2 separate regions of the Homo sapiens genome follow, and region 2 is linked to region 1. Evidence: chromatin loops called from intact Hi-C (ENCODE). Cell type or tissue: endothelial cell of umbilical vein. All regions are shown on one strand. Links, peaks and the distances in the headings refer to the core of each region. The heading gives the core; the rest is flanking DNA. Region 1 overlaps LOC102723568 (a long non-coding RNA gene). Region 2 has its middle 20 kb from the start of EHF.

Region 1 (15,473 bases), core at 4,768-12,767:
GCCTAGGGACTTCATGCCCTGTGTCCCAGCTGCTTCAGCTACGGCTACAAGGGGCCAACATAGAGCTCAGACCATGGCTTCAGAGGGTAGAAGCCCCAAGCCTTGGCAACTTCCATATGGTGTTAAGCCTGTGAGTACATAGAAGTCAAAATTGGGGTTTGGGAACCTCTGCCTGGATTTTAGAGGATGTATGGAAATGCCTGGATACCCAGGCAGAAGTTTGCTGCAGGGGTGTGGACTTCATGGAGAACCTCTGCTAGGGCAGGGCAGAAGGGAAATGTGGGGTCGGAGCTCCCACACAGAGTCCCTACTGGGGCACCACCTAGTGGAGCTGTAAGAGGAAGGCCACTGTCCTCCAGACCCCAGACTGGTAGATCCAGAAACAGCTTGCACTGTGTGCCTGGAAAAGCCTAAACACTCAAGGCCAGCCCATGAAAGCAGCTGGGAGGGAGGCTGTATCTTGCAAATCCATAGGGGCAGAGCTGCCCAAGACCATGGGAACCCACCTCTTGCATCAGTGCGACCTGGATGTGAGACATGGAGTCAAAGGAGATCATTTTGGAGCTTTAAAATTTGACTGCTTTTCTGGATTTCAGACTTGTATGGGGGCCTGTAGCTCCTTTGTTTTGGTCAATTTTTCCCATTTGGAAGAGCTGTATTTACCCAGTGCCTGTGCCCCCGTTGTATCTAGGAAGAACTAACTTGCCTTTGATTTTCCAGGCTCATAGACAGAAGGGACTTGCCTTGTCTCAGATGAGACTTTGGACTGTGGACTTTTGAGTTAATGCTGAAATGAGTTAAGATTTTGGGGGACTGCTGGGAAGGCATGATTGGTTTTGAAATGTGAAGACATCAGATTTGGGAGGGGCAGAGGTGAAATGATATGGCTGTGTCCTCACCCAGATCTCATTTTGTGGCTTCCATAATTCTCATGTGTTGTGGGAGGGACCCGCTAGGAGATAATTGAATTATGGGGGTGGGTCTTTCCTGTGCTGTTCTCGTGATAGTGAATAAGTCTCACAAGATCTGATAGTTTTAAAAATGGGAGTTTCCCTGCACAAGCTCTCTCTCTTTGCCTGCTGCCATTCATGTAAGACATGACTTGCTCCTCCCTGCCTTCCACCATGATTATGAGGCTTCCCCATCCATGTGGAACTGTAAGTTCATTAAACCTCTTTCTTTTGTTAGTTGCCTAGTCTCAGGTATGTCTTTATCAGCAGCATGAAAACAGACTAATATACTCCTCAACTACCAGGTATCCCACAACTCACGTAGTCATCAGGCCCCTTTGGTTCTAATGTTATCCTCTTTGGCATGTGGGACAAGGATCACAGGGGCTGGTGCCTTTGGTTCATCCTTCTCTTCACTGTCTATGTAGGTAATAAACTGTCTAAATCCCAAAGTGGCTCATTGTACCTTTACCTGTCGAATCACTCAGGCCTTACCCTTGGCTTTACCTTTTCCTGTGGGGTGCATCAGTGAATAAAACATACAGTCTCTGTTCTCATGAAGCTCACATTCTAGTGGGGTCACAAACCACCAAAAAAAAGGTCCAATAAATAAGTGAAGTCTATATGATAGAAGGTTATATGGGAAACAGAAGTAGAGACGGGTAAGGGGGTCTGCAACTTAAGGTAGGAGGCAGATGGCTGTATTAAATAGTCAACAACATCCATCTCATTGAGGACATGAAATCTAAGAGAAGATTTGGAAGAGTTGAGGGGTTTAGCCAAGGACATGTTTGGGCAGAGGAAAGAACTAGAGCAGATGTGCTGGAATGTGCAAGAAAAAACAGGCAGTCAACTATGGCTGAAACAGAATGAGAAAAGGCAGGCATAGTAGGAGCAAGTGAGCAAAGAAAGGAACCGATCCAAGAGGTAACAATGGACCAGATACCTCAAGGCCTTGTGAACAGTTTTAAGGACTTTGGCTTTCAATTGAGGAGATGTGGGAAGCCATTGCAAAGATTGCTTTTAACGTTTTTATTGAAAAATAAAAGATACAAATAGAGAAAACTACGCAAAACAAATGGATAGCTTAGTCAGTTATGATGGGGCTGTGCTCTTCGAACCACTTCTCAGATCAAGAATTAAATTTGCCATTCTCCCCAGAGGCCGTTCCATGGGCTGTGTCCCAAACAGAGTTCACTGCCTCTGCCCAAATGTGACCACTAGTCTAACTTTTATACTAACCATTTTCCTGGTTTCTCTATGTTTCATCACCCAAGTTTGCAGCTCATCTCTAGTCACTGTAGTTTAATCTTGATATGTATTTGAAGTCTCTTTTAACCCATGGGTATTTCTCTATCCCTTTCTTTTCCCTACCATTTATCTGTTGAATTACTCAGTCAATTTGACCTATAGTTTTTCTCATGCTTGATTTTGTTAATCATTGTATGGTTTGAAGCAGAGGAGTGATATGATCTGATGTAGAGTTGGAAAGAGTCATGGTGCCTATTGTGTTGAGATTGAAGGGCAAGAAGGGTGCAAAGAGATTACTTAATGGGTACTGCCGAAATTCAGAGAGAAATGATGATGTGGCTTAGACCAGAGTGGTAGAGGTGGAAGACACAAGAAGTAGTCAGATTTAGGAGATATATATATATATATATCTCCAGCCTGCACATATACCCTTGAAACTAAAAGTATATATTAGATTGGTGCAAATGTAATTGCAGTTTTTGCATTGTTGAAATTTGCCATTTGATATTGGAATATATATCTTGAGGTATGTTCCTCCTATACTCAGTTTGTTGAGGGTTTGTATCATAAAAGGTGTTCAGTTTTATCAAATGCTTTTTCAGCATTTATTGAAATAATCATATTGTTTTTATACTTAGATCTGTTAATGTGATATATCATGTTTGTTGATTTGCATATGTTGAACCATTCTTGTATCCCTGGGATGAATCCCACTTGATCATGGTGAATAATCTTTTTAATGTTTTGTTGGATTTGGTATTTTGTTGAAGGTTTTTGCATCTGTCTTCATCAATGCTATTGGCCTGTAGTTGTCTTTTTTTGTTGTGTCCTCTGGTTTTGGTATCAGGGTAATGCTGGCCTTGTAGAATGAGTTTGGAAGTATTCCCTCCTCTTTAATTTTTTTTGAAGAGTTTGAATAGAATTGGTATTAGTTCTTCTTTAAATGTTTGTTAGAATTCAGCAGTGTAGACATCAGGTCCTGGGACTTTTTATTACTTTTTTGATCTCATTACTCACTATTAGTTTGCTAAGGTTTTCTATTTCTTCATGGTTCAATCTTGGCAGGTTGTATATGTCCAAGAATTCATCCACTTCTAGGTTTTCTAATTGTTGGCATATAGTTGTTCAGAATAGTCTAGTGAGTCTATTTCTCTGGTTTCAGTTGTTATGTCTCCATTTTCATTTCTGATTTTATTTGAGTCTTCTCTTTTTCTTAATCTTGCAAAAGGTTTGTCAATTTTATCATTTTCAAAAAACCAGCTTTTCATTTCATTGATATTCTGTAACTTTTTTAGTCTCTGTGCTATTTATTTCTTTCCTTCTACTAATTCTGGGTTCATTTTATTTTTGTTATTCTTTTTTGAGGGGCATTATTAGATTGTTTATTGGAAGAATTTCTACTTTTTTGATATGAGCATTTATTGCTATAAACTTCCTTCTCAAAACTGCTTTTGCTGTATCTCATAGAGTTTTAGTATGTTTCATTTACATTTTCATTTGTTTCAAGAAATTTTAAAATTTCCTTCTTAATTTTTCATTGATCTGTTGATCATTCAATAACATGTTCTTTAATTTCCATGTGTCTGTGTATTTTCTGAGGTTCCACTTGTTATTGATTTTTAGTTTTATTACATTGTGGTTAGAAAAGATACTTGGTACGATTTCTACTTTTTTGAATTTGCTGAGACTTGTTTTGTGTCCTAAGATGTGGCCTATTTTGGAGAATGTTCTATTTGGGGATGAAAAGAATGTGGTTTTTTTGCAACAGTTATGTCAAATGTTCTGTAAATGTCAGCTAAACCTATTGGTGTAATATGTAGTTAACTTTGATGCTTCTTTGTTTTCTGCCTGGATGACCTACCCATTACTGAGAGTGGGGTGTTGAGGTCCCCTACTATTATTGTATTGCAGCCTATCTCTCCCTTTATATCTGTTAATCTTTGCTTTACATACTTGGGGGCTTCAGTTTTGGGTGCACAGATATTTATAATTATTATATCTTTTGCTGAATTGACCCCTTTATTATTGTGTAGTGACCTTCTTTGTCCTTTTATATAGTCTTTGATTTGTAGTCTGTTTTATATGATATCAGTGTAGCTACTCCTGCTTTTGTTTGTTTGTTTCCAATAGCACAAAATAACTTTTCTCACACCTTCATGTTCAGTCTATGTGTGTCTTTATAAGTGAAGAGCATTTCTTGAAGGCAGCATATAATTGGACCTTGGTCCTCTGTCCTTTTAGCCACTCTATGCCTTTTAGCTGAAGAATTGAGTCAAATTTACATTCAGTGTTATTGATAAGTAGGACTTATTATTGTCATTTTGTTGCTTGTTTTATGATTGTTTTGTAACTTCTCTCATCCTTTCTTCCCTTGCTGACTTCCTTTGTGATTAAGTGATTTTTTTCCTGCTGGTATATTTTGATTCACTGCTTTTAACTTTTAGTTAATATACAATAGATTTTTACATTGTGGCTATCATGAGGCTTACAAAAATATCTTATAGATATAACAAGTGATTTATTAAGAAGACAACTTGTATTAGATAACAAAGAAAATAATAGAAATAACCCAAGAAAAAAGAGAAAAAACACTATAGTTTAACTTCATCCCCCCCCACATTTTGATTTTTTATCATCTCAGTTTACTTTTTTTTTTTTTTTTTTTTTTTTTGAGACGGAGTCTTGCTCTGTCACCCAGGCTGGAGTGTAGTGGCACGATCTTGGCTCACTGCAAGCTCTGCCTCCCGGGTTCACGCCATTCTCCTGCCTCAGCCTCCCAAGTAGCTGGGACCACAGGCGCCCGCCACCATGCCCGGCTAATTTTTTGTAGTTTTAGTAGAGACAGGGTTTCACCGTGTTAGCCAGGATGGTCTCGATCTCCTGACCTTGTGATCTGCCCGCCTCGGCCTCCCAAAGTGCTGGGATTACAGGCGTGAGCCACCGCGCCCGGCCCAGTTTACATATTTTTATATACCCTATCTCTTAACAGGTTGCTTTGGCTATTACTGGTTTTGATAGATTTGTCTTTTGGGCTGTATACTAGACTTACAAGTGGATTGCACACCATGATTACAGTATTATCATTCTGGGTTTGTCCACGTACTTAATTTTGCCATTGGGTTTTATAATTTCAAATATTTTCTTTTTGCGTGTTAGTGGGTTTTTTTTTTTTATTTTAGACTAAAGAACTGCCTTTAGCATTTCTTATAAGACAGGGCTGGTCGTGGTGAATTCTCTCAGCTTTTGTTTGTCTGGGAAAGACCCTGTCTCTCCTTCATATTTGAAAGAGAACTTTGCTGGATACAGTGTTCTTGGATGACAGTTTTTTTAATCACTTTGAAAGTGTCATTCTCCTCATTTCTGGCCTGTATGGTTTTCATTGAGAAGTTTTTTGCCAGATTAATTCAAAGTTCCTTATATGGTCTTTGTTTCTTTCCTCTTGCTGCTTTTAGCATTCTCTCTTTGTGTTTGACCTTTAAGAGTTTGATTATTATGTGCCTTGGGGTAGTTCTGTTTGGGTCAAATCTGTTTGGTGTTCTTTGACCTTCCTGTACCTGAACATTTATCTCTTTCTCCAGTTTTGGAAAGTGTTCAATTATTTCTTTGAATAAGCTTTCTACCCCTTGTTCTTGCTCAACTCCCTCTTGAGTAATGATAATTCTTAAATTGGATCTTTTAACGTAATTTTCTAAATCTTGTAGTTTATCTTTTTTCCTTGTTATTTTTTATCCTCTGTGTATTTTCATATAGGCTGTCTTAGAGCTCACTGATTCTTTCCTCTGCTTGATCAATTCTGCTGTTGAGATCCTCTAATAAATTTTTCTGTTCAGTAAATGTATTTCTCAGTTCCAAGATTTCTGTTTGATTTCTTTTTATTGTTTTAATCTCTTTGTTAAATTTATCTGATAAATTTCTGAATTGCCTTTCTGTGTTGTCTTGGAGATCACTGAGTTTCCATAAAACTGCATTTTGAATTCTTAGAGAGTTCATATATCAGCATCTAGTTAGGGTCAGCCACTGGTTCTTTGCTTTCTTCATTTGGGAGATCATGATTCCCTGTTTTTGCTGTTTCTTGTTGATGTATGTCTACATCTTGCAGTGAAAGATTATTTATTCTAGTCTTATTTGTCTTGCTTGTTTTGGTTTTTATTGGATTCACTTGTTTAGAAATTCTTTGTAATTTACCTGTTAATTTATTTCCCCCAACTAGGTTGCTGTCTCATTTTAGATACTAGATGGTTTCTTAAGCCCCACTTGTCTTGGTTCTAGTAAACAACCAGAGTGCTGCCCATCTTGAATGACGGAGGTCCCAAAGGTTATATTCCAGTAGTATGGAAAGGTAGGCTAGGAGCTCATGCCCAGTGGTCCTGTGGAACAAATCTCCTACAGTATGGTGCTGCTGAACAACCATTCTGATTTGGTGTTTCCTTTGGCTGAGTTACAGAGCAGTGTTTCTAAGCCTGGGAATCATAGTCCCTCTCCTTTTCCTTTGGCTATTCCAAGGCTAATTTTTCCTTCAGGTACTTGCAATGCTTCCTATGGGTTGAGGCAGGGGCAAGTCCACGGCCAACAAACCCAAGATAGTGGAGAAGCTGGCTGTTCACCTCAATCTCAATTTTTTCTAGTGTAGAAACCATAAATCTAGGAAAAATTTCCTGCATGCTTGGTGCTGAGCAGATTGAGAAAACGGGCATCATGGACATGGAAGTCTGATTTTCTTACCATCTGCTTGGATTTTTTTTTCAATCTTCTGTGGCTGCAGGAACTGTCTCATTCTTACATTTAAGTTCTGGTATATTGCTGGTGATAATCTTTGAACTCTATATTTGTTTTAGGTTTTCTTTGGGGAGTTGGGGAGGAGTGAAGCCGGCTTGCTTTTATGCCATCATTTTGGAACCAGAGTCCAAGGAAACTTTTTGAGGTGATATGTATGTTATATATTTTGATTATAGCAGTGGCTACATGACCAATATATTTTTCAAAACTTACGAAAATGTATTCTTTAAAAGGGTGAACTTTATTGCATGCTAATTATACTGCAATATACCTGAGCAAATGAAAAATAAAACAGTAGGAAAGGAATTGTAGTCATCAAAAAGAGACAACTCTCTCAAGGAGTTTCCTGAAAATGAGCGCCATGAAATGAGACATTTGCTGGTGGGGGAAGTCAAGTCAGAGTTCACTTACTTCAGTAAAGGTTTTAAAATTTGTTTTGTAATTATTATTATTTTTTTGATGATGGAAGCATGAGCAGTGAATTCATTGGTTGATGGAAATTATACAAAAAGGAGAGAAGAGAATTGCTGGAAAGATGTCCTTGAATTGGTGAGAAAGAATGGGATCTAGAGTGAAGGTACTGGCTTCGTTATCAAGCATGAACAATTTTCCAATTGTAACAGGAGGGAGGGCATAACATGAGGTTCTAGGTGCTAGCGGTTGACAGATGTTGTGGGAATCTAGAAGTTCTCTTCTTATTGCTTTCATTTTCCCTGTGAAGTAGAAAGCAAGGTCAACAGCTAAGAGAGGCTTTCTTCTTTTAAATGACTAGTCGCTAACTTGAACCTGACACTTCTCTCTGCCTCTCTAGACTATAAGCAAGAATGGAACATTTCTTGCATGATTGTATCACCAATGAATGCTTCAAGTGCAATCAATAGACTAGGTAATTGGGCCACACAATGTTAAGCAATTCCATTTCTTGTTGTCAATTTTTTTTTTCTTCTTCTTCTTCTTCTTTTTTTTTTTTTTTCCTTTTTTGATGGAGTCTCGCTGTCACCCAGGCTGGAGTGCAGTGGCACAATCTTGGCTTACTGCAACTTCCACCTCCCAGGTTCAAGTAATTCTCCTGCCTCAGCCTCTCGAGTAGCTGGGACTACAGGTGCACACCACCATGCTTGGCTAATTTATTTATTTATATTTTAGTAGAGACGGGGTTTCACCATGTTGCCCAGGCTAGTCTCAAACTCCTGAGCTCAGGCAATCCATCTGCCTTGGCCCCCCAAAGTGCTGGGATTACAGGCGTGAGCCACTGTTGTCAATTTTTGAAAAGCTAAACTGACCAGCAACTTTGAGGCCAGGTATTCTTAGCTAAATATCTGTAGTTTTTTTTTTTCCTGCAGCTTTTGTCTTCCTTGTTTGTCCTTTATTTGAGTGTCTATTTTCTCTACTAAAAAGGTGTGAACTGTCAATGTGGGCTAAGCCCAAGAGGTCTCTGACTTTTGAATCTGTCCTGCCTCTTATCTCCAGATGGCTGTTATTATATTAATGGCCTTCTCAATCCCTAAGATAAACTTGATTTTTCACCCCCATAACTTACTTTTCTTTGTGTTTTGTATCCCCATCTCAGTAAATGCTATAATCCTGTACTCAGTTGCTCAAGCCCATAAGTTTGGAGTTATTTAATTTCCTCCCTTTATCACCATTCCCCATTTCCTCCATAGTCAGGCTATCAGGAGGTGCTCTTTGTTCTTTTTTCAAGATGTCTCCAGGAATCAGTGAACTGTTCTCTTCATCTCTACTTCCCATAACTTAAGCCAGACCGCTACCATCATCTTTCCACCTGCGCTGTTAAAATCATCTGTAATAGGCTTTCTGCCTAAGCTCCCTGCTCTCATAGAATCTATTCTCCACTTTGACACACAGAGTTCTGTCTGACCTGAATCTTAATTACTTCTCAAACCTCCTATCTTGCTGTCTCTCCTTGCTTATTCCTGCCTAACTGCACTGATCTGTAATTTATTTAAACCCACCATATTTTTTCTAGCTCAAAGTAGTATTTTCTCTGTCCTTTGACCTGAAATGTTCTTCCCTATGCTTCTAAAATGACTGGCCTCTTCTCATTTTCAAGGTCTCTGCATAGTTGTCACCTCCTCAGAAAGGCCTTCTCTGACTACTTTATCCAAAGTAGGTTTTCCCAGCCCAACTTCATCATCCCTATAACACTCTAACGTAGTTGTTTTGCTCCTGTCCCCAACAACCTTTTTTAGTCTTTTTCTTCACTGCACTGAGAAGCTGAATATGCAAACAGACAATGACTAAACCATATATAAAAGTAGAATTCTGACTCAGAACCTGCAGCAACCTGCCCAGGAAACCAGCCTCCTTATCTGCAATAAACAGTTCAGGAAGCCAGCCTGTTATAAGTCAGACTTGCAGGAAGCCAGATTGCTATCTTTAATGACAATTCAGGAAGCTAAAAAAATAACTCATGTAAAAATTGGCCCAAAATGGCCAAGACTTGATTAAAAACTGAAAGCTTCCCTAAGTTTTATTCCTACTTCCAACTTACCACCCACCAGAGAAAACCAAATATGCTCCCCTATCCAATAACACAGGAAACCCATTTCTAGTTATCCTGCCTACAGCTTCCCATGCCAATAGCCTCCAATCAGGGCACACCTGAAGCCTTCCATTTTTTCCACTACAAGGCTTTCCCATTCCCACTCCTCTACTTGCCTTTGCATTTCTGCAAAAATACAAGTGACAGTGGCTGATCCTCTTGTTCAGAATAAATTATTTCTCAAGCTCAGAATAAATAGCCTTTGCTTTTCTCATTTGGTTGGTATTAGTTTATTTCCACAAGAATAGACCATGCCTTGCTTATGATTGCATCATCAAGGCAACAATGCATGGGACCGTAATATTCACTCAATAAATGCTTGTTGAATGAATGAGTGAATGGAAGTCAAAAATCATTATTAGTTGGATAGTCAATCCCTTCCCAGCCTAGCTTCAAATGTATTCCTCACTACATCCACTCTTACGTTCTCCAAGCACACTTTTCTTGATCAAATGCTCATGGTTTATTGCCTGTTCTCATGGTGTATTCTTTTCTATAATACAACTGAAGCCCTTTCTTCTCTATGAAACCTTATTGATCACCCTAACCTTCACTGACTTTTCCTTCCGAATTTATACAGCACATGCCACCTCATTTGGTATTTAATTTCTTTCAGTTCATAGGGTGTCTTTTCTCCTGGGATTGATGGTTATACTTTTGTACCATTTGTTGTGGTACAATGATAAGAATAATGATAGTTACAATAGTTTTATAACAACCCTGTGAGATATACACTATTACTATTCTCGTTTTGTAGATGAGGAAATTATAAAACTGAGGCACAGAGAAACCAATTCTCTTGCTTAAAGTAATGAATTAGTAGGAAGTAGAACTGAGGTTTGAATTCAGTTCTGCCCGACTTCTTTACTATATATACTCAAAACTGTATATTGTATAAACTACCTTCTATATGCTGCGCCCATATTAGGTCCTCAATAAATGTTCCTGAAATTAATGAAATAACCCAGTTCAAAAGTTGCATAAACAAAAGAGAGATGGAAGCAGAACTCCGTAGGTTAGTTTCAAAGGGTTAAAAGGAGCAAGGGACATGGGGACTACAGTACTTAAATTACTGACCCCCACATTCTAAGTTCTAACCTTTGTCTCCTATTGCGACCCTAGGACAATTCATTTTGTCTCCAAGGCTTCATCCACCTCATGTCATATTGTTACTTTGACCTGTCTTGAGTCTGGTTCTCTAGATGGGTCCAAAAAATGGCTGAAGGATGTTTAGTGACAAAACTCAGCAGTTCTTTTCCTGGTGATATACGTCACCAATATACATCGATTCAGCCACGCTTTTTGAGCTGTGGTGCTCAGTGCTAATGAGGATGCCAGCACCAACCAAAGAACATGTCCTCTAGCAGTTTGTAATAAAGAACCATGAAATTCAGTGAAGACATAGACTTTCCCTCCCTCTTCTGTATCACAGTTAGGGTTAATTGCTAATTCATGTGGTATAGATTCCCACATAATTTTGAGTACACATTAGGTCGAATGGTTGGAAAAATCCTTTTGACCAGCTAAACATGAGATGTTCTAATGCCATTGTAACTACAAAATTGTCATGAACCTGTCTCAGAAAATACTTGAAAGCACTTGGAAAAGGGGTTGTTGGATTAAGCAAATATGAATGTAGTCTGTGTTTGGGAACATCTTTGAAGAGATCTAGGTGACATCAAGTCTGTTCTGGAAGCATGGAAGATTGTGATGTGTGGTGATTATAATCCTATTAGCTGCTGCAGTGAAATCCATGAGATTACCATCAGCACATCCAATTCATTAAGTTTTGTCTCTACCAAATGAGGAATAACCCACTTGAAGTTCAAATTTACAAATTGTTAACTTCGTCATCACAAACAGGTTGACACGAGTTTAGAGTTTGGGGGAATAGAGTTGCTGTTTTATTTGGCATGAGATTAAGAGAGTTGAGGAGAGATTTGTTGCTGTCTTTGGCAGAAATTAAGAGACAATGTTTTTACCATAGTTTGATGACAACATATTGAATTATCTCCCATGCTTTAGGGTCTCATCTGAGGAAAATTTTAATGGTTCTCAGTGTTTTTAGTTTGACTCTTGCTGAGACTAATACTCATATAACTACCCATTGGTCAAACTGGGAAAAGAGGTGAAGGCAGCAGTGTATGTTTGTGGGGTTGGGGGTGGTGGGGTGGGTTGGATGTGGATGGTGACTTTAGGTTTATTGACTTCTCCTTTCAGTCATACCCCTTGTCTTTGGCAGCACTGTGGTCACATGCCAAGTCAAGTTTGGCAATTTTTATTTCATTCTTTTGATGGGCTGGGAATAGAAAAAGTCATTTCCTATTGGTTTGTCTCTGAAAACCTGAACAGTCCTGGTAAAAGCTTGGTACGCTTCTTGGAATCCTGGGTGTCAATACTTACTAAATGCCTTTGCCCTTCCCCTGCGGTTACTGATTAGATTTGGTGGAGTGGAAGGAAGTGAGGAAGTGGAATTTGATGGTAATAGCCTTTGCTGCCTGGCTAGTCTCACACCTCTCAATCACGTGAAAGTGCACGTCTTCTTTGGGACCAACTGGTGTGTTGGGTTGCCTATGTTTAAAAAAAAAAGTCTTCACCTTTCTACTTGTCTGGACTCAAAGGTAATCCTAGAACGCATTAAGATGAGGAAAATAAATATAGCCTTTATTGTAACCCAGTGTAGGACAAAAAAATCTGCTTGCTTACCAAACAATAAGTGTATGTGTAGTTTTCTTAGCTTGCATATTCTCCATATTTCTCTGTTAATATTTAATATCTGCGAGAGTAAAGCACCCTAGTCCATCAGTAACATACAAAGTCAAACCCCATGGGTGGGAATCTCTGGGAGACTAGGACATTTTTAGAAATCAAATACAGGAGTCACAGAATAGTAGTCTTGAAAGAAAAAACTGATGGCTAATAGATTCTAATGGAAAAAGGCCAAACTGAAGCTAGTGCTGATGAATAGTGCTGTCAAGGTCACATGACTTTTCAAGGCAAACCGAGAATTCAGTGAGACTCCCAGAGCTTCTGGTTTGATGTTTGAATGACCACATGTAGATTTGGAGAAAATACACATATCTTTTATGTAAAATCTGATGTTTTTCAACATTTCCAGGTTGACTGGAATCTTGCCCTGCTCTCCTGACTTGTATGTGAATGTATGTATATGAATCAGGGCACTCAGGTGAACCACTTTAATCTGGAAATGTTAAAAAAATCTTTCGTAGAAGTAGAGAAAAATTAAATGATCCAAGCCTCCACTGCAAGTTTCAATGTGTCATGATTTTCTGTGTTTTCGCTTGTTGAAAATGTTCTATCTCCAAAGAGCCTTCTCTTGGTTAGAGACCTAGTCAGGGCCACTTGGATCAATTAGCTGTAAAGGAAGAGCTCACGTGGTCAGTGCCTTGAGGCTGAGATATGATACCAGTGAAACCTCTCTCAGGATGCAGCTGAAGAGATTATACATATGGACAAATGCTATACGGGAAATGGCTGTTATCTTTTAGCCTACTAATATACTATTACAACGCTAGGACAGGGAGCAGATCTTCAATCACAGAGTCCCCAGCAGCTAGCAGAGTAGGTCCTCAGTAAGCACTAGCTGTGGGAATGAATAAACCACTGACTTCACTACATTCTTTACATATAGTAGCCAAGCAAAGGGCAACAGAGTTAAGGGGAAAGAACAAATTTAAAGAAAGATCATCTCTTTTGACCCAGAATAGTGATAAGCTGAAAAGTGTTCTTTAAGAATATCACTAGTTCTGCCTCCTTGTTTAGAGATTCAAGTGGGCTTCTCTTTAAACTAGTTCTTCAGACTTAATTGATGATCCCCTCTGAGCCTTGTTGTCTTCATTTGAAAATGTAATTGATACAATATTTCCCTCATGAGGATTAAGTGAGGGAACGTAGGTGAAGCACCAGAAATGTCTCAGGTTTGTGGAAAACCCTAACTAAACATTATGATATAAACTTTCTGTCCCGACACCCTTTTCTGTAAAATGTAAGTAAAGCACTTAGCATTGTGTCTGGAATATATTACATGCTGATTTATTATAATCAATTATAATCAATGCATATTACCCAATAAATGATGATGGATATGGCTTTTTATTTGTGTTTACATGGTTGAATAGATTCTTTGTTTATTTCTATTTTTAATTGTGACCGTAATGGCATACAGCAAAAGCAGTGCTTATAGGCAAGTTTATGGTGTTAAATGCCTACATCAAAAAGATAAAAAGATCTCAAATTAACAACCTAATGTCATGCCTCAAGGAATCAGATGAACAAGAACAAATCAAACCCCAAACTAGCAGAAGAAAAGAAAGGACAAAGATCAGAGCAGAATTCAATGAATTGAGACAAAAAAAAGACACAAAGGATCAATGAAATGAAAAGTTGATTATTTGAAAGGATAAAAAAATTGATAGACCACTAGCAAGATTAACCAAGGAAAAAAGAAAGAAGCTATTAACAAGCACAACCAGAAATGATTAAGGTAACATTACAACTAATACTACAGAAATTCAAAAGATCATCAGTGATTACTCTGAGCATTTCTATGCACACAAACTATAAAAACCTATAGGAAGTGATAAATTCCTAGAAACATACAATGACCCAAGATTGAGCCAGGAATAAATAGAAATGCTGAACAGATCAATAATGAGTAGTCAAACTGAATCAGTAATTTAAAATCTCCTGACAACAACAACAACAAGCCCAGGACCAGACAGATTCATAGCCAAATTTTACTAGACATATAAAAAGAGCTGGCAGCAATCTTACTAAAATTGTTCCCAAAAATCAAGGATAAAGATTCCTCTCTAACTCATTCTATGAAACCACTATCACCCCCTATAGCAAAATTAGGCAAGAGCACAACAACAAAAGCAAAGTTACAGACCAATATCCCTGACAAACATAGTTGCAAAAATTCTTAACAAAATACTAGCAAACTGAATCCAGCAGCACATTAAAAAACTAATCCTCTATGATCAAATAAGTTTTATCTCTGAGACACAAGGCTGGTTCAACATAGGTAAATCAATAAATGTGATTCATCATATAAACAGAACTAAAAACAAAAACCACATAATCATTTCAATTGATGCAGAAAAGGCATTCAATAAAGTTCAATATCCCTTCATGTTCAAAACCCTCAATAAACTAGGCATTGAAGGAACTTACTTCAAAATAATAAGAGCTGTCTATGACTAATGCACAGCCAATGCCACACTGAATGGAGAAAAGTTGAGAGCATTCCCCCTAAGAGCTACAATAAAACAAAGATGCTTACTTTCATCATTTCTATTCAACATATTACTGGAAGTCTTAGCCAGAGCTATCAGGCAAGAGAAAGAAATAAAAGTCATTCAAATTGGAAAAGAGTAAGTAAAATTATTCCTGTTCATTAATGACATGCTCTTTATTCTAGAAAACCCTAAAGATGCTGCCAAAAGAATCCTAGACTTGATAAATGACCTCGGTAAGGTTGCAGGATATGAAATGAATGTGCAAAAATCAGTATCACTTCTATGAATCAATAATGTTCAAGTTGAGAATAAAATCCATAACTCAATCCCATTTCAATAGCCATAAAAAATACCTAGGAATATGTTTAACCAAAGAGGTAAAAGATATCTACAAGGAGAACTATATAACACTGATGAAAGAAATCACACATGATAGACACAAGTGGAAAAACATCTCATAAGCATGGACTGGAAGAATTAATGTTAAAATGACCATACTTCCCAAGGAAATCTACAGATTCAATGCAATACCTATCAAATTACCAATGCAATTTTCACATAATTAGGAAAAACAATACTAAAATTCATATAGAACCAAAAAAGAGCTCAGATAGCCAAAGCAATCCTAAGCAGAAAAAACAAAACTGGAAGCATCATATTACCTGACTTTAA
Region 2 (15,473 bases), core at 4,091-12,090, 210 kb after region 1:
AATATTCCATTGAACCCTCACAGCCAGTTTCCCAAATACCCTAGGGCTGGTTCTTACCATTTTATTGGATAACCATGTCTCGGATGGCCCTACCTACTGGTGTTATATAAGAACAGGCTTGTCAGACAGAGGAGCAGTGTGATGAAGCAGGCAGTGGCCACATGACCATTTGAGGGAGGAGGAGCGTTTCATGGTTTTAAAAGCCTCAGCAAGGCTGGGCGCAGTGGTTCATGCCTGTAATCCCAGCACTTTGAGAGGCCAAGGCGGGCAGATCACCTGAGGTTGGGAGTTCGAGACCAGCCTAACCAACATGGAGAAACCCCATCTGTACTAAAAATACAAAATTAGCTGGGCATGGTGGCACATGCCTATAATCCCAGCTACTTGGAAGGCTGAGGCAGGAGAATCCCTTGAACCTGGGAGACGGAGGTTGCAGTGAGCCAAGATCATGCCATTGCACTGCAGCCTGGGCTACAAGAGTGAAACTTGGTCTCAAAAAAAAAAAAAAAAAAAAAACCTCAGCAGTCCAGACATGGTGGCTCACGCCTGTAATTCCAGCACTTTGGGAGGCCAAGGCAGTCAAATCACTTGAGGCCAGGAGTTCGAGACCAGCCTGGCCAACATGGCAAAACCCCATCTCTACCAAAAATACAAAAATTAGCCAGGTTTGGTGGCACGCACCTGTAGTCCCAGCTACTCCAGAGGCTGAGACATGACAGTCACTTGAACCTGGGAGGCAGAGGTTGAAGTGAGCAGAGATCACGCCACTGCACTCCAGCCTGGGCAACAGAGCAAGACCTTGTCTCATGAAAAAGCTTCAGCAGAGGTGGTAATGCCTGTGGTTGGTCCAGGCATGGAAGGCAGGCACTCTGTTTGTGGGAGGGTGTATTTGTACACTCTTTATGAAGAGCAATTTGGTAGTACCTACCAAAATTTAAAATGCTGGTATCCTTTGAGTCAGCAACCCTATTTCTAGGAATTTCTCTCATAGATATATGTACAAAAGACCAGAAAAAATATATGATGAAAAATTGCAACTAACTTTAATGTTTACCAAAAGGAAAATGCTAAATAAACTATAGTTCACCTAGACCATGAAGTAATATTAAAAAGACAGATCTATATGCCATGATGCTGAAAGATTTCCATGTAATGTGAATAAACAAGCTAAAAAACAAAGTTTATAATATGATTATATTTTTTGTTTGAATATATATTTTATATGTGTCTGGGCAGATATACAACAAAAAATTAATAGTTGCTGCTAGGGGTGAGATTGGGGGCAAGGTTCATCCTTTTTTAAATTTTATGACAGATATATTTGTTCATATTTATATCTATATTTATATAGATACATATTTGTATCTCATATGATAAAAATATTTCAAAGAATGGATTTCTCAGTTCCTCTCCTTCCATCCCTCTGGTAGACTGTTCCAGCAAAGCAGTTCCTAATAATCCCAAATAAACACTTATTCAGAGCTTTGCAGTTTACAAAGCAATTTTGAAAAAAAAAAAAAAACTTGTTCAAATATCACACCATCACCATGATTCCCATTTTACAGATGAGGAAACAGAGGCTCAGTGAGGAAAAGTGCTTCTGCCCATGTCAAATGCCTGGTGGCTGCAAGAGCCAGGACTGGAAGCTCAGGTCGTCCATATCTAGCACCAGGGAGCTTTTCCAGCCCTCTCCAACTGATACCTGCTATACCTCTTCCATGGCCAAAGTCAGATAGATCTTCTCTGGCACAGGTGAAAACGAGACCTGGACATGGCTTAGAAATTTGAGGGTGGAAGGGAGAAGAGCAGAGAGAGAAGGGGAGGTGCAGGGCATGGTGTAGAAGAAAGGTTAAAAAGTGGCTTGGCATTCTGTTCTACAATTAAATGCATAGGCCACCAGCAAACCAGGTAAGCAAGATCCTAACCGGGGCCTCCTTCCTATGCCTGCTCTGTTGTTTGAGGATGAGTCATTTGTCACCATCTTGCTGTGAGCTGCATGTGAGCTGAGCCTAAACACCAGTTTGGTGCTGCCCAAGACCACTATAGGGAGCTGTCCCCAGAGCCACAGTTTGGAGAAGAGGAGATCCCAGAGGCCTTCCTGGCCTTTCTATAATGTGCATCTCCTTGTTCAACACCCTTTGATGGCTCCCATGCCCTTTGGAGTAAAGTCCAGCGTCCATGATACTATTCACAAGGCCCTCTGTGACCTGGCACCTACCTATTTCTGCAGCCTCATCTCCAGCTGTCTCTCACCTGATTTTTACATACTGGCTCCTTTCATTTCCCCAAACAGGCAGGCCATTCTCCCATTCTCTTTCTCTCTGCTTCCTCCCCACATTATTGCATAGACTGCCCCACATGCCTAGGTACATTTACTCCTTGTCTTCCCTGGCTAACTGCTGCTCATCCTTAGACCCCAGCCCAAACACAGCTTCCCTGGGGGGGCCTTTCCTGATGAGCTCACCCCGCCACCATTCAGTCCCCACCTGAGTTGTTGCCTCTCTGCTCCAGAGTCTTCACCTCTCCAGCACATACCACACTGTGTGGTAACATCTCATGTACTTCCTCTCTCTTGAGCTGGACTATCACAGCAGCAGGGGCATTTTAGGAATCCACAAATATGTATTGAACGAATGGAGAATGACATGGTGTGGATGTCACCCCACAGCAGATGACAGGTATCAGACTTCAGCAATGGAACTTAGCCCCACCGGCTTGGCGGGTGTCACGTAAATCCCACTGCCTTGGTCCACATGGCCAGTTTCTCTCTGTCAATGCCTAGGAAATCGTAAGTCTTGAATGACAGGCATGTTGAAAAGGGCAGTGACCAATGGAAGATTGATTCATAGTGAGAAATTTCTGGCAGGTTCTAACCACAACTCCCTAGGGATAAAAACAGAACAACCTCAGGTTTACAAGGTGGTAATAGAACCAAAGGGCTGAGACCAGTGTCAAGAGGTCATTGAATTCATTCCCCTGCCTTCAGGCAAGGCTGGCTCAGTCACAGACCAGTGGGTGTTTCCTTATATTATTAGCAGGAGTAATTATTATTATTATTATTATTTTCATTAATAGCAGTATACCAAGGTTTTTATTAAAAATAAGCACTCACAGGGAACATGGTGGGTGCCTGCCTGCATCACCCTTCCCAATACTCGTAGAACACAGAATCTGGTCTCAACAATGTAAGGTCTGACTCCACCTCCCTCATGTCAGCATGATTGCTCAGTGGGAGAATTGAAGCAAGCAGGTTCTCATTTAGAAGACAGCAAAGAAAATGTTCCAGAATCAGGCTTTGGGCACTCTCTCTCACAACAGCCCAAAGCATATGAAAAGTCATGGGGCCACCATCAGGCATCCCCTTTGCAATTTATAATCGGCCCAGCCGTTTCCCTGTGCAGAGGGCACGCAGTTCAGAGTCCTGCCCATCCATGACCTCATCTGATCCTCACAGCAACACGTGCACCCAAGGAATGGGAATAAGTTGAAGGTGGGACAGGCTGTAGGTTGGGTCACCAGAGTTCTCAAAACTAAGTGGGTGAGTGGGCTTGAGTACAGAACGAAGGCATTCGATCACCAGTCGGACCCTCTGACTTTATATTCCGCTTCTCAGTCTAAAAAGAGTCCACGTAGTCAATAAATATGTGAACACCTACTATATTCCAAGTACTGTTCCAGAGTCTAGGAATAAAGCAATGAACAGATTTTTAAAAGACAAAACAAAACCAAAAACTCTGCCCTTGTGGAGTTTACATTCTGGTGCTGCGGTATTTATAAGCCACTTTCAGTAACATGGTTTTAGATAATAGGTGAACCTGGAATTAATCAATATTGAATCACATCATGAGAAATGTGTGCCCTTTCCAATTCTCTTAATTCAATCCTTCACAGACTTTAGAGGAGGTCTCAGTTGGCTGATATCACCCTTCAGTGAAAGGAGCATAGGCTGCAGGATCCAATGAGAAGTTAATTCCAGCCTTGGGTTTCATCCTATTTATTAACAGTTACCTTCTAGGTGTAGCCAGGGTTGCTAATTTTCCATTAAAGGTAGTGATATTATTGCCTTGTAAATAAATGCACATTCTTTAATAAGTGAGTCATTAAAAAAAAAGACCTAAGAGTCTAATAGGACAAGTGGTAAATGAATATAGCAAAACACTGGATGTTTAGAAGGCTTGAACTAGGTGGGGCCCTCAGCCTAGAAATAGCCAAGGGCACTTCTGCTTCTAAAGACCCAGAAAAACTAAGGTTGCCTCACTTTTAGAGTGGGATAATCTAAAGGTTCACTGCTTCTTTTCTTTGAGACAGAGTCTCTCTCTGTTGCCCCAGCCGGAGTGCAGTGGTGTGATCTCCGCTCACTTGCAGCCTCTGCCTCCTGGGTTTGAGAAATTCTCATGCCTCACCCTCCCGAGTAGCTGGGATTGCAGTGCACCGCCACACCCAGCTAATTTTTACATTTTTTTTAGTAGAGACAGGGTTTCGTCATGTTGGCCACGCTAAACTCGAATTCCCAATCTCAGGTGATCCACCTGCCTTGGCCTCCTAAAGCGCTGGGATTACAGGTGTGAACCACTGCGCCCAGCCACACTGCCTGATATTTTAATTAATCCCACCCCTGTCACCTTCATCTCTCCACCCACTCTCCAGCAGCCACTGCACTCAGTGCACACCATCTCCAGGAGGGACACCACGAGGGCTAAGCCTGGAGCCTGACAGCAAACACCCTACCCTTCCTCCTAGCCGCCAAGGATTTCTCTCTCTTATCTCAATCCCCACACTTTCCCCGAAGGCAAAGGTCACTGCAGGAAGCTCCCCAAAGTTAATTAGCCCTCATTCTCGGAAGCCAACAGCCTCCTACTCTAAATAAGGAAGAGCCGTCCAGTCCCTTTGAACCCGCGTTCTCCTTAGGTAAATGGGTTCTGCACAAGCTCATTATCAGAATCACCTGGGAGCTTTACCAAACTACAGGTGCCTCGCTGCCTACGACCAATTTGCTGAATCAGTCATTTCAAGATGGTGCCCGGAAAGCTGTATTTTGTGCCCCTTTGGAGAGTCCAATGTTCAGCCAGATTTAGAAGCTGATATGCTTCATTGGAAACAACTTCTCCATAGGCTCTTTATTTGGCCAAGTAACAACCACAATTATCTTATCAAGGCAGGAAGTGTCGTTTAGTACACAGGCTTTGGAGTTGAGCAAACCTGGATTCAAATCCTGGGCCCACCACAAGGAAGTGACCGAGTGGCCTCAGGTTAGCTGCTTAACAACCCTGTGCCTCAGTTGCCCCAGCTATAAAATGGGGGTATCAATGGCACCCACTCATCATCAGGTTGTTTGAAGGATTCCATAATCTAATGTGAGCAAAATGCTCTATGCACTGGCTTGGAGTAAAAGCGAAAAAAATACCAGCCATAGTTAATGTGGATTGGTTTTATCTTGGTAACCAAAGGAGACTCAAAGTGGTTTGCAGGGAAGACAAGAGGAGAAGGGGACAGAGAAAAGTGAGAGGGAAGGCAAGCTGAAATAATTTTTGATGTTCAGATCTTATTTGCCCCTTTCCCTTTAACAAGTGAGGCTCTAAGGCCAGAGGCCAGGATTCTAGGTCATTCCTCACCCCTTTCCCCACCTTGTGATCTAGAGATCCCACACTGGATAGGTGGCCAAAGTTGCTGAGTGACACACAGATGTGGGGCAGACATTCGCCAAGAGAAATCATCTGAGTGGACCATTGAGAAGGGCAAGCGAGGACCCCTGTGTAATGTTAGTATTAAGGGAGCTTGGGAAGGCCCTACTCTTCCCTGACACACAGCAGATAATCCCGTCTCCCCTCCACTAGCATACTTCTTTTCTTCATTTGGAAATGGAGGGCTCTTTCCTTGTGGTGGATGATCGGTTCACTCACTCATTTACTGGTTCCCTCATTCAGCAGATCCCCACTGATTGCCTGCTGGGCACCTCATCCTGTTCACATAGAATATGCTGCTGGGGCCGGACATCTCTGGCTTGCCTCCCGGTTTTACCGATTAGGAACCTGGGACCCAAGAAGGTGAAATGACTCAGCCACAGTCTCGCAGCCGGCAGGTGGTAGCACTGGATTTAGATCCAAGTGTCCTGACTTGCACTCCACACACTGCCTGCATGAAGGGCATGGCCAAGTTCTATAAGGAAATTTGTCTCTTCACCTCCATCATTCACCTGGCACAATGTCTGGAGCTCGCTAATTGTTGGCAGGTGGAATGAATAGTTTGAAAGCTAAATCTGAGAATGATTGTGAAACTAACACAAGAACAGAAAACCAAACACCGCATTCTCACTCATAAGTGGGAGTTGAACAATGAGAACACATGGACACAGGGAGGGGAATATCACACACCGGGGCCTGTTGATGGGTGCAGCAAGCCACCATGGCACATATATACCTATGTAACAAACCTGCATGTTCTGCGCATGTACCCCAGAACTCAAAGTATAATAAAAAAAAAAAAAAAGAAAATTAAATCTGTACTGAGCACAGAGCCATATAATGTGAAAAGGGCAGTGTTTCTCTAACTGTAATGTGTACACCAATCACCTGAGATCTTGTTAAAATCATGGTGCTAATTTGGGGAGTTTGGGGTCAGCTGGGGATTCTATAGTCCTAGCAAGCTTCCAGGTGTGGCTGACATTGCCAGTACCAGACCAGAACCTGAACAATGGACAGCACACTTTGAAGCCAGAGCGCCCAGATTCGAAGTCCAAATTTGCTACTTATCGGCCGTGCAGCCTTGAGCCAGTTATTTAAACTGACTGTGCCTTGGTTTTCTTGCCTGTAAAAAGAAGGGTGGTGATGATAATGGAGTACCTGCTTTACAGGGCCATTGGGAGATTCAAGTCAGGTAATAAGTGTTAAGCACTTTGTCTAGTGTCACTTGCGCATACAAGGCACTCAGAGGGCAGAAGGTGGAAGGAGAGCCTTCCTTGAAGTAAGGCAGCCTTCTTGCTTTCTGCCCCAGACCCCACCCCAGAAAAGTCAACGTATTCTTCTCCGGGATACAGCTAGTCTTGATCCAAACCATCAGACCACCCTTGAACAGCTCCTGAAAACAAAAAGGATGAGCTCACTCTAGCCAAAATAATCATCAGATCAGCCCAGAATGTGACCCCAGCCCCAGCTGTTGCACAGCTACGTGAGCCCAGCAGATGAAAATGTTCCAGCAGGCAGATGTGGCAGGGTGCTGCTTTACAGAGTTGAAGTTCCAGCTGGCAGTCGTTTAGATTTGTTTCCCCTAAAAGCCTCTTTCCTTGAGCACACTGACAGCAGAGACCCTGTCTGATTTATCTTGGATCTCTGCACCCTGCACAGAGCTGGCATAGTAAATGGGCCAAGCTGAATTCCAGGCCCAGACCTTAGAGATAAGGGAAGGGCTCCTTGAAAACTGCTCCTGTTTGTCTTCAGGGCTGAGGCATGGCTGAAGGAAAGGGCCCTAGGAGGAAAGGGGCAGCGGCTGCCACTGGACCTCAGCCTGGGATACTGCAGCCCCTTAGAGACTGTATGTCAGCTCTCTCCAGTGAACAAACTCAGTTTGATCGCCAGTTTCTCTGCGCGGGCCAGGTTCTGGCGTGTGCAGGCAGGGAAGCACTAACCTCTGGGTTGGGCATTTTCTCAATTGTTTCATTCTCTCTCTCTTATCTCCAGCTAGTTAGTGATTAACTGCTCTTTGAAAGTTTCCCAGCCTCCCCCGAGCTCCCCAAGAGCACAGGTGGCCACTGGGTTGGAGCAGAAGAACCTGACTGAGGGCCCAGTTCTCTTTGCAGGACAGGGAGGACCCAGAGGCACAGCCACTGGGTCATGGGCCCAGTGGGGTAAGGCCAAGAGGTTTGGCGCTGTGCTGCCTGCCAGGGGTTACTGGGAGGGCATCAGAGAGGCATGTCTGCAGGCGCCGGTTCCTTGGAAGTCTGTGGGTGAGTGGGTGGGGGTGGAGAGGGACAGAGGATACAACCAGGATCTGGGAGAGAGAGAGAAGCTTGACATTATCTCCCCACCACCAGGGGCTTTCTGTACAAACCCTCACCCGGGGCAGCTTTCATCAGATAACACCTACACTTACAGACAGCCCCCATACGTTGGAGCAACCACCTCCCACAGCTTTTTCTAGTAAGCCCCACCCCAGCTGAACCACAAAGGAGACCAGGTAGAAGAAGCAGCTGACTTGGTCAAGGAAGCACCATCCAGAACCTTCCAGGAGTCGCTGAACCCTTTCCTTTCAGAGTGTGGGCCTCTCCTTCATCTTTTCCTTTCTTTAACCCTGGGATTTTTTATTAGAGGTTTATAATTCCACAGAGGGACTTTCAGGGAGACCTGTAAACCTCTAAAAAATACAAACAATATGCAATATATGTTTTGGCTGAGTGTAGAAGCCCATCCTAGAAAAATGTACTTAGATATGTATTGGATTTTCAGCCCCTGCCCGCCTTCCTGTCTTGCTGCCTCTTCTGTGGGTTGCTCCCTCTCCTTCCTGGAAGCCCCTCTCTCTTCTGCCTGCCCTGTCACTGACCTAGGCTCTTGGCTGGCTCAGGGGAGAAGCAAATAAAAGAATGATAGTGGTCGGGGTTGGACAAGTGACAGTGGAAAGGAGGGATCATATTTGGAAACTGCTCTCCCCCTGTGGTCGCTTCAAGACAGGAGCAGGAAAAACCCGGGCAGGAGGCTTGATTAGAAACTAACCCCAGATGAACTCTCTGTCTGGTATTTCCGGTAGGGGGTAATGACACTTGCTTTTGTGGCTGGTTTGTGAAAAAGAATGGGTCTCCTCATAAAGGAGAAGAAAGAGATAATCTTATGAGTACTAGCCCTGGGAATTCAAAGACAGATGATGGGGAGGTGGGGCAGGAAGAGATTAATTTCAGAAGAATTATGACTATGGCTTCTCGACCTCTTGGCTAAGATCGAGTGCAGAAGAAGTATGACTGATGCATTAGTAAAGGCAACCAGAAGAGGACTGGGCAGCGTGCTCTGTTTGTTTTTGATGGCACCATATTGGCTAAAGGCTTTCTATCCTTTTGTGCCTTCGCCAGGTTTGTTAGAATGGCTTCCAGCGGCAACTACCAATAACTCCTAGGGGACCACCTCAAGACTGAAGGTGAGGCAAAGACTGTGGACTATGAAGCACCTCTTTGTAGCCCAAGTTGCAAGAGGAGCCTAGCAAAGGAAATCAGATGGCAGCAACGCAGAAGAAGCACATGGACGAATCCTCAGAACCCATAGTAGAAGAAACATTTGGGTTGGGTGGATTACCCTGACTTTCAGATATGATCTTCCCCTTCCAGAGGTTGAACAGGACCTTTCTAAAAATTTCCCATCTGCAACTTCAGTTGGCAAAGTGCCTTTGTTTCTTCCAGGGCTGAGTGGCCATTTTTACACCAGTAAAATTCAGAAAAAACAGATGTTTATACAACTGATTTCTTTTTCATTCAAGTGAAAATTACTTTATGTAGGTGAATCCCAGAGTGAAAGAAATACATATTCTTACAACTCAAATTCACTGCTAAAAAAAAGAAAGCACAGAAGGAAGTCAATAAAAAATGAGCATCATTAAACACATAAAAAGATGCTCAATCGGCCAGGTGCAGTGGCTCGTGCCTGTAATCCCAGCACTTTGGGAGCCGAGGCAGGCAGATCACTTGAGGTCAGGAGTTTGAGACCAGCCTGACCAACATGGTGAAACCCTGTCTTTACTAAAAATACAAAACTTAGCCAGGCATGGTGGTGCATGCCTGTAATCCCATCTACTTGGGAGGCTGAAGCAGGAGAATCACTTGAACCCGGGAGGCGGAGGTTGCAGTGAGCCAAGATAGCACCATTGCACTCCAGCCTGGGCAACAAGAGCAAAACTCCATCTCAAAAAAAAAAAAAAAAAAAAAAAAAAATGACACTCAACCTCACTGATCATCAGAAACACTAACACATGAGAAGCCACTGCATTTCCTTCAAATTGGCAAAATTAAAAAATCTGATGATAATAATTGTTGGCCAGGATGTGATGAGGAAGGAATTCCAACCCACTGCTTGTTCAGGAGTGTTGATTGTTATAAATACTTTGGAGAGTGATTTGTTAATATCTAGAAAAGAGGAAGATGCACGTGCCCATAATCCAGCAAATATAAGCCCATGGAAACTTTACTGCATGCTCACATGTACAAGGATATTCAATGCATCACTACTTGTCAAATGAACATTTGGAAGCAAAGTAAGTGCACCTCAGTAGGAGAATGGATACACACATTGTGCCAGCCATCACCATTTGTTATTTCATTTATTCTTTTATTCATTTTTCATTAAATATATTTCCATGAGTTTGTATTATTATACTATGTAGAGAATCACCTGGGAAGATTGTGAAAAGGGCCGAATTCCTGGTCCTACCCTCAGAGAGATTGAGTCTGGGAATGAGTCCAAGAAATGGGGCTCTTTTCTAAGTGCATGTGATACAACTGCATGTGGTCCTGGGTCACACCATATATAACCATTCATTCTGCCATTGGATTTCAAGTTGGATTACAAAACTTGCAGGGCTATGTGTGGCCCCTGTACTCATCCCTTACTGGGAAGGAGGCCTGGATTGCTGGAACATGGGAGCCTGAGAAACTTCTGGATCCTCAAGCATCAGGCCCAGAGGAAGACAGCAGAAGAGGAGATAAGGGGGTACAGTGAAGGGGAAAGGATAGGGAATGGGTCTGAGGGCAAAGAGGCCTAGAACAGCACATCTTCTGATCTTTTGCCCAGACACAAGTCTACCCACAGATCTTTGTTAACAAAATTTGTCTTGGAACTAAGAAAGCTACCCTCCTCTCTCCTGTCCCTCAGTAACACTTAATGATTCAACTCAACAGTTTTTTGTTTTTTTTTTAAGTCCCAAAGGCTAAGGTTCTAGATCTGGGTCACTTCCCACACATGACCAAGATTCGTGAGAAAAGAGATGACATTGAATCAAGCTTTTATCTGAACCTTTGGTCTATTTTTCCTTGTCCACAGAAGTAGGGAAGTAAGTATTCATAGGGAATTTAGCCAACCTTTGTCCAAACAGTTTAACACCAGTCACATAATTAATCAGATAGTCTGGCTTTTATAGCTATATCTAATATGCATGTATTAATTTTTTTCAAGGCCTTAGAATCTTTTATCTATATTCAATTGAGAAATGGTCTCTAAGCGTAACTTAATGTTTGTTTGATGAAGATGCTTTGGGAGTACACAGGAACCATGAAGAAATTTAAGGAACTGGAAGTCCCAGTTAATAGAGAGTCCTGGTTAATGCAGTGCTGATAAACAGAGAGTTGCTGTATATAGAGGTGGTGCTGTGGGCTTGTTTGGAAAACTGTTCACTTACTGGGCAGCTTACTTACCCTCACTTACTTAACCTGAAGGGAGAGAATCATAGAAGTGAGAAATGGAAGGAAAAATTAAGCCATCCTCTGTTTGACCCTCTTGTTGTATGCAAGGAGACTCTGTTCTGTAGAGGAGAAATGCTCCCCTGAGTTCAGCCAGTGAGGTGCCTGCAAGGACTGGAGAAAGAAAATGAGAAGCCAGGGTATTTCTCTGCTCCCTCTCTGCCCTGAGCATGCCTCCAGCAGCTACTACATTTCCTCCATGGCCCCAGCGCCCTCCAGACAAGCCCATCAGGGATTCCGGGAACACTATCTCCTCCCTTTCTCTTTTCAGCCTATGAATACTAGTGACTTTCTGCTCTTATTAACCTTTGAGCTATCTCTTTATCCCCTCTTTGGCATTGCAGCTTTTCTAACACTGGTGTGACCCATTCCCTGCATTAAATTCCCTCTGTTGAAGACACTTAGGTTTCTTCCTGATTAGACTCCAACTGATAGAGGAGGTGACTGGTCTTTACTTTCCAGACCATATTCATTTTACAGAAGAAAGAACAGATTTCTAGAAGTTCAAGTAACATGCCAATGTTGCACAGCTACCGAGCTAGCAACCAGTTGTCTCGTGGCCGGTGTTAATTTTCCTACAGTATTCTGGCTCTTCTCTCTCTCCCGTAGTCCCTACCAGCAAAGACATTCTTTCTGGGTCAAACTAAGGATTCATTTGCGTCTCATTTGCACATGATGAAAAGGTGCTATAACTACGCAAAGTGCACATCCAAAGGAGTTCAAGGGAGTATTCATTTCTATTTTGGTCTTTATAAGAATATTTTGCATTTGAGTCAACAAAGCTTTGTCAGCATTCTGTAAATCCTAGGGCAGCATTTCTCAAAGTCACAATTCCCTAAAGGGCATGAGGGTGCACATCTTAGTCCATTTACGCTGCCACAAAAGAATGTCATAGACTAGGCTACAAGCAACGGAAATTTATTATTCAGAATTCTAGAGGCTGGGAAGTCCAAGAGCAAGGCACCAGCAGATTCAGCGTCTGGTGAGGGCCCACTTCCTAGTTCATAGATGCCATCTTCTCACCGTGACCTCACATGGCAGAAGGGACAAGGGGGCATTCTGGGGTCTCTTTTATTAGGTCAGTAATCACATTTATGAGGGCTTCATCGTTATCACCTAATCACCTCCCAAAGCCACCTGGTATCATCACAGTGGAGGTTTAAATGTCAACATATGAATGAGGGGGGAACACAAAAATTAATTCTATAGTAGGGGATACTTTGGTAAAAACACAGATTTCCTGAACCCACTACCACCTACTGAAATAGAAAAATCTGGGGATGGGAACTGAGTGTATTTTTAGCTAGCAACACAGATAACTAGTATTAATAACTAGCAACCTGGATAACTAGTATTAATAACTAGCAACCTGGATAATTCTTATGAAAACAAGTTTTGAGGGCCACTGTTCCATTATGTAGAAAAACATTGTCCGTGTACACACAGAAGAAGGAAGGATCAGGAAGGTGACTAGAGAGCTGGCTTCTGGCCAGTCAAATAAAGGTCCAGCTCCTCTGGCTTCCATCCCCAGTCAGAGGTACCACTTACTAACACCCTGCTACGTGTCAGGCTTAGCACTATACATTGCAGGTACCTGGTTTTATGTACTCTTTACAGCAATCCTGTGAAGTGGCTACTATAATTTCCATTTAACAGACAAGATATCTGATTCTCAGATTAAATAACTGTCTCTGGATCACCCAGCAATGAGCCAAATTCCAACCAAGTTCTGCTTGACTCCAATGTCAGACTCTTCTCTATTCAGGTTGCCCCTTCCAGAACGGAGCCTGCTTCATCCCCAGATGATCAATGCAAACAATGATACGCTGAGTTGGCTCTGTGTGGTGTGTCCTAATCCTGTGCTCTGGGCAATCTGGTGTTTCCTTTCTGCTTGTTCTTGAACGAGACATTGGTGTATCTGCAAAGGGGACAGGTGAATGGTATTCCAATTCCCCCTCCTGAGACAGCCCCTGATGGGATGAGATCCTGCAAATGGAGCTGCCGGTGGTTTCTTGATTGTCCTTCCTAGTTTTCCCAGGAGCTCTTGGGAGCTCTTCTGCCCCTGCACTTGGCTCAGAAGCTTCCGGTTTTGCCCCAAACCAGTGGGAACCAATCAGAAAGCCTGAAGCGGCAGATGTCTGCACTAATCCATACAGGGAGGACCTGAGGGAAGCAACTAAGTTTTTGTTCTTATCACAAATGTTTAAAAAATCAACAACATGAACGGGCAAGTGTGCCACCACACAGTGCTTGACATCTGGATGATCTTGCATCATCTGAGCTGCCTTTTCTTTCTTTCTGACACATTGCTTTACGTGCCTGATCACCATTCTTTTGTTGACATTGCTGTTTGGATCAGCCAGCTGATGACACAGCCAGATAGAAACTGGCTGAGGCAGGGGTAGGGGTAGGGGATTCTCTGATCAAGCTGATCATTCAAAGGGTTGCAGAGAGGGCCACTGGCCTATTAAAAAAAAAAGTCCTACACTCCCCACATCTTTAGTGTTTTTCTTTTATGCTTCCCAACAGTTTGGGATCCCAACCTGCATGTTCATGTCTCAGTAGGCATTTGCCATGTATGTGAGGCTGCCTGGCTAGCTTTAGACAGCACAGGTTGAGTTCAAATCTCAGGTCAATCACTCACTAATTCTGTCTTCATACGTATGCTAAATAACCTCTCTGAACCTCAGTTCACTCATCAGTAAAACAGAGACAATAATAACATACTAAACTTTTAGAGCTGCTGGAGGAGAAATACTTAATTTCATATAAAGTAGTTATCACAGCACCTAGCTTGACAAGTATTTCTTGAATTCCTTCTACATGCCAGACACTATTCAAGGCACTGGAGATAATTGTGGTGTACAAATAAAACAGAGTCCCTGCCCTCAGAGAGCTTATACATTAGTTAGGGAGGCAGACAGTAAACAAATGGGTACGTTTATAGTATACTGTCACTTAGTGATATGTGATATAAAGCATGGTGAGATGATGGAGAATGGCAGAGGGGAGACGGAATGCTGGTTATTGGATAAGGTGGTCAGAGAACCCTCTGTAGAAATCACATTTGAAGAGATGGGATGAGGGATTAAAAGATGAGGGATTAAAACAGATGGGTATATGGGAAGAAGAGCATTCCAAACAGCAGGCAGAGCAGGTGCAAAGGCCCTGAGGCTAGGGCAGCTTTCCTTATTTAAGGGACAGTATGGAGGCCAGTGAGCACAGTGAGCCATGGGAAGAATGGGGTAGTTGAGGTTGAGGAAGAAGCCAAAAGTTGAAGTATAAGTGAGATGCAAGTAGGTAAGTTAACAGGCAGGTAGGTAAGACTAAAATCATTCACTTAGTCATAGTGTCTTTATATCTTGGGTGGAAGTCTGCTAGATACCATGAGAGACACAGAGATGAACAAGACAGAGGATTTATCTTTGATAAGCCTTGAACCATTAGTTTAGTAGAGGAGAAAAGTATCTAAATAATGAGATAATAAAATAATAGACACCATGAAAGAAATATGGGTAAGTCCTAAAAGCACCTGAAAGAAAGTTTTTGTCTCTCATAGCCAGTCCCTCCACCAGAAACGTGGAAAGATTAATAAAAGAGAAGGTATTTACATAAAGACTGTAAAACAACAGTGCTCACTATGCTCAAAGAGATGAACTTGAACTAAAAACGTTTTGGCAATCAGCTGAAACAAAATCATTGCAAATTTGAGGAAGAACCAAATAGGAATGAGAATTTTAACATTTAAAAACCCAATAAAAAATGAAAAAGTCATTCAGATAGGTTTAATAGCAAATTCAACACAGGTAAAGAGATAATTAATGAACTGGAAGGTAGATTAGAAGAAACTACCCAGAATGAATAAGAAAGAGATAAAACAATGGAAAATATAAAGGTGAGAAAAATACAATGAGCAGACTTAACATATTTCTAGGAGTCCTAGAAAGAGAAGTTAGAAGAACAGCAAAGTCATCTCCTAAAAATATGGAAAAAAGGAAGTACAAAAATCAGAGCAAAAATTAATGAAACAAAAAAATACAATAGACAA

The links. A loop is a pair of places that touch in the nucleus more often than their neighbours do. Peaks named below come from ENCODE experiments on the same cell type or tissue, not always from the same donor. Only the 100,000 strongest peaks of a DNase experiment are listed, where the experiment ranks them.
Region 2: it touches region 1 in a loop (10-fold over the local background); 6 of 110 quality-filtered maps call a loop at or near these places.

What each region holds. Positions count from the first base shown.
Region 1 is chr11:34,803,638-34,819,110 of GRCh38, reverse strand. All of the region lies in intron 6 of LOC102723568 (a long non-coding RNA gene), which reads right to left. Among named protein-coding and RNA genes, the nearest start is that of APIP, 110 kb to the left of the region's middle. In endothelial cell of umbilical vein, for the core only: no CTCF peak of the experiment used is centred there; a DNase peak (open chromatin) is centred at 9,280; H3K27ac peaks cover 2,283 bases.
Region 2 is chr11:34,593,058-34,608,530 of GRCh38, reverse strand. No RefSeq gene overlaps it. Among named protein-coding and RNA genes, the nearest start is that of EHF, 20 kb to the left of the region's middle. RefSeq lists enhancers at 4,615-4,909, 8,203-9,402, 13,555-13,849. In endothelial cell of umbilical vein, for the core only: no CTCF peak of the experiment used is centred there; a DNase peak (open chromatin) is centred at 8,850.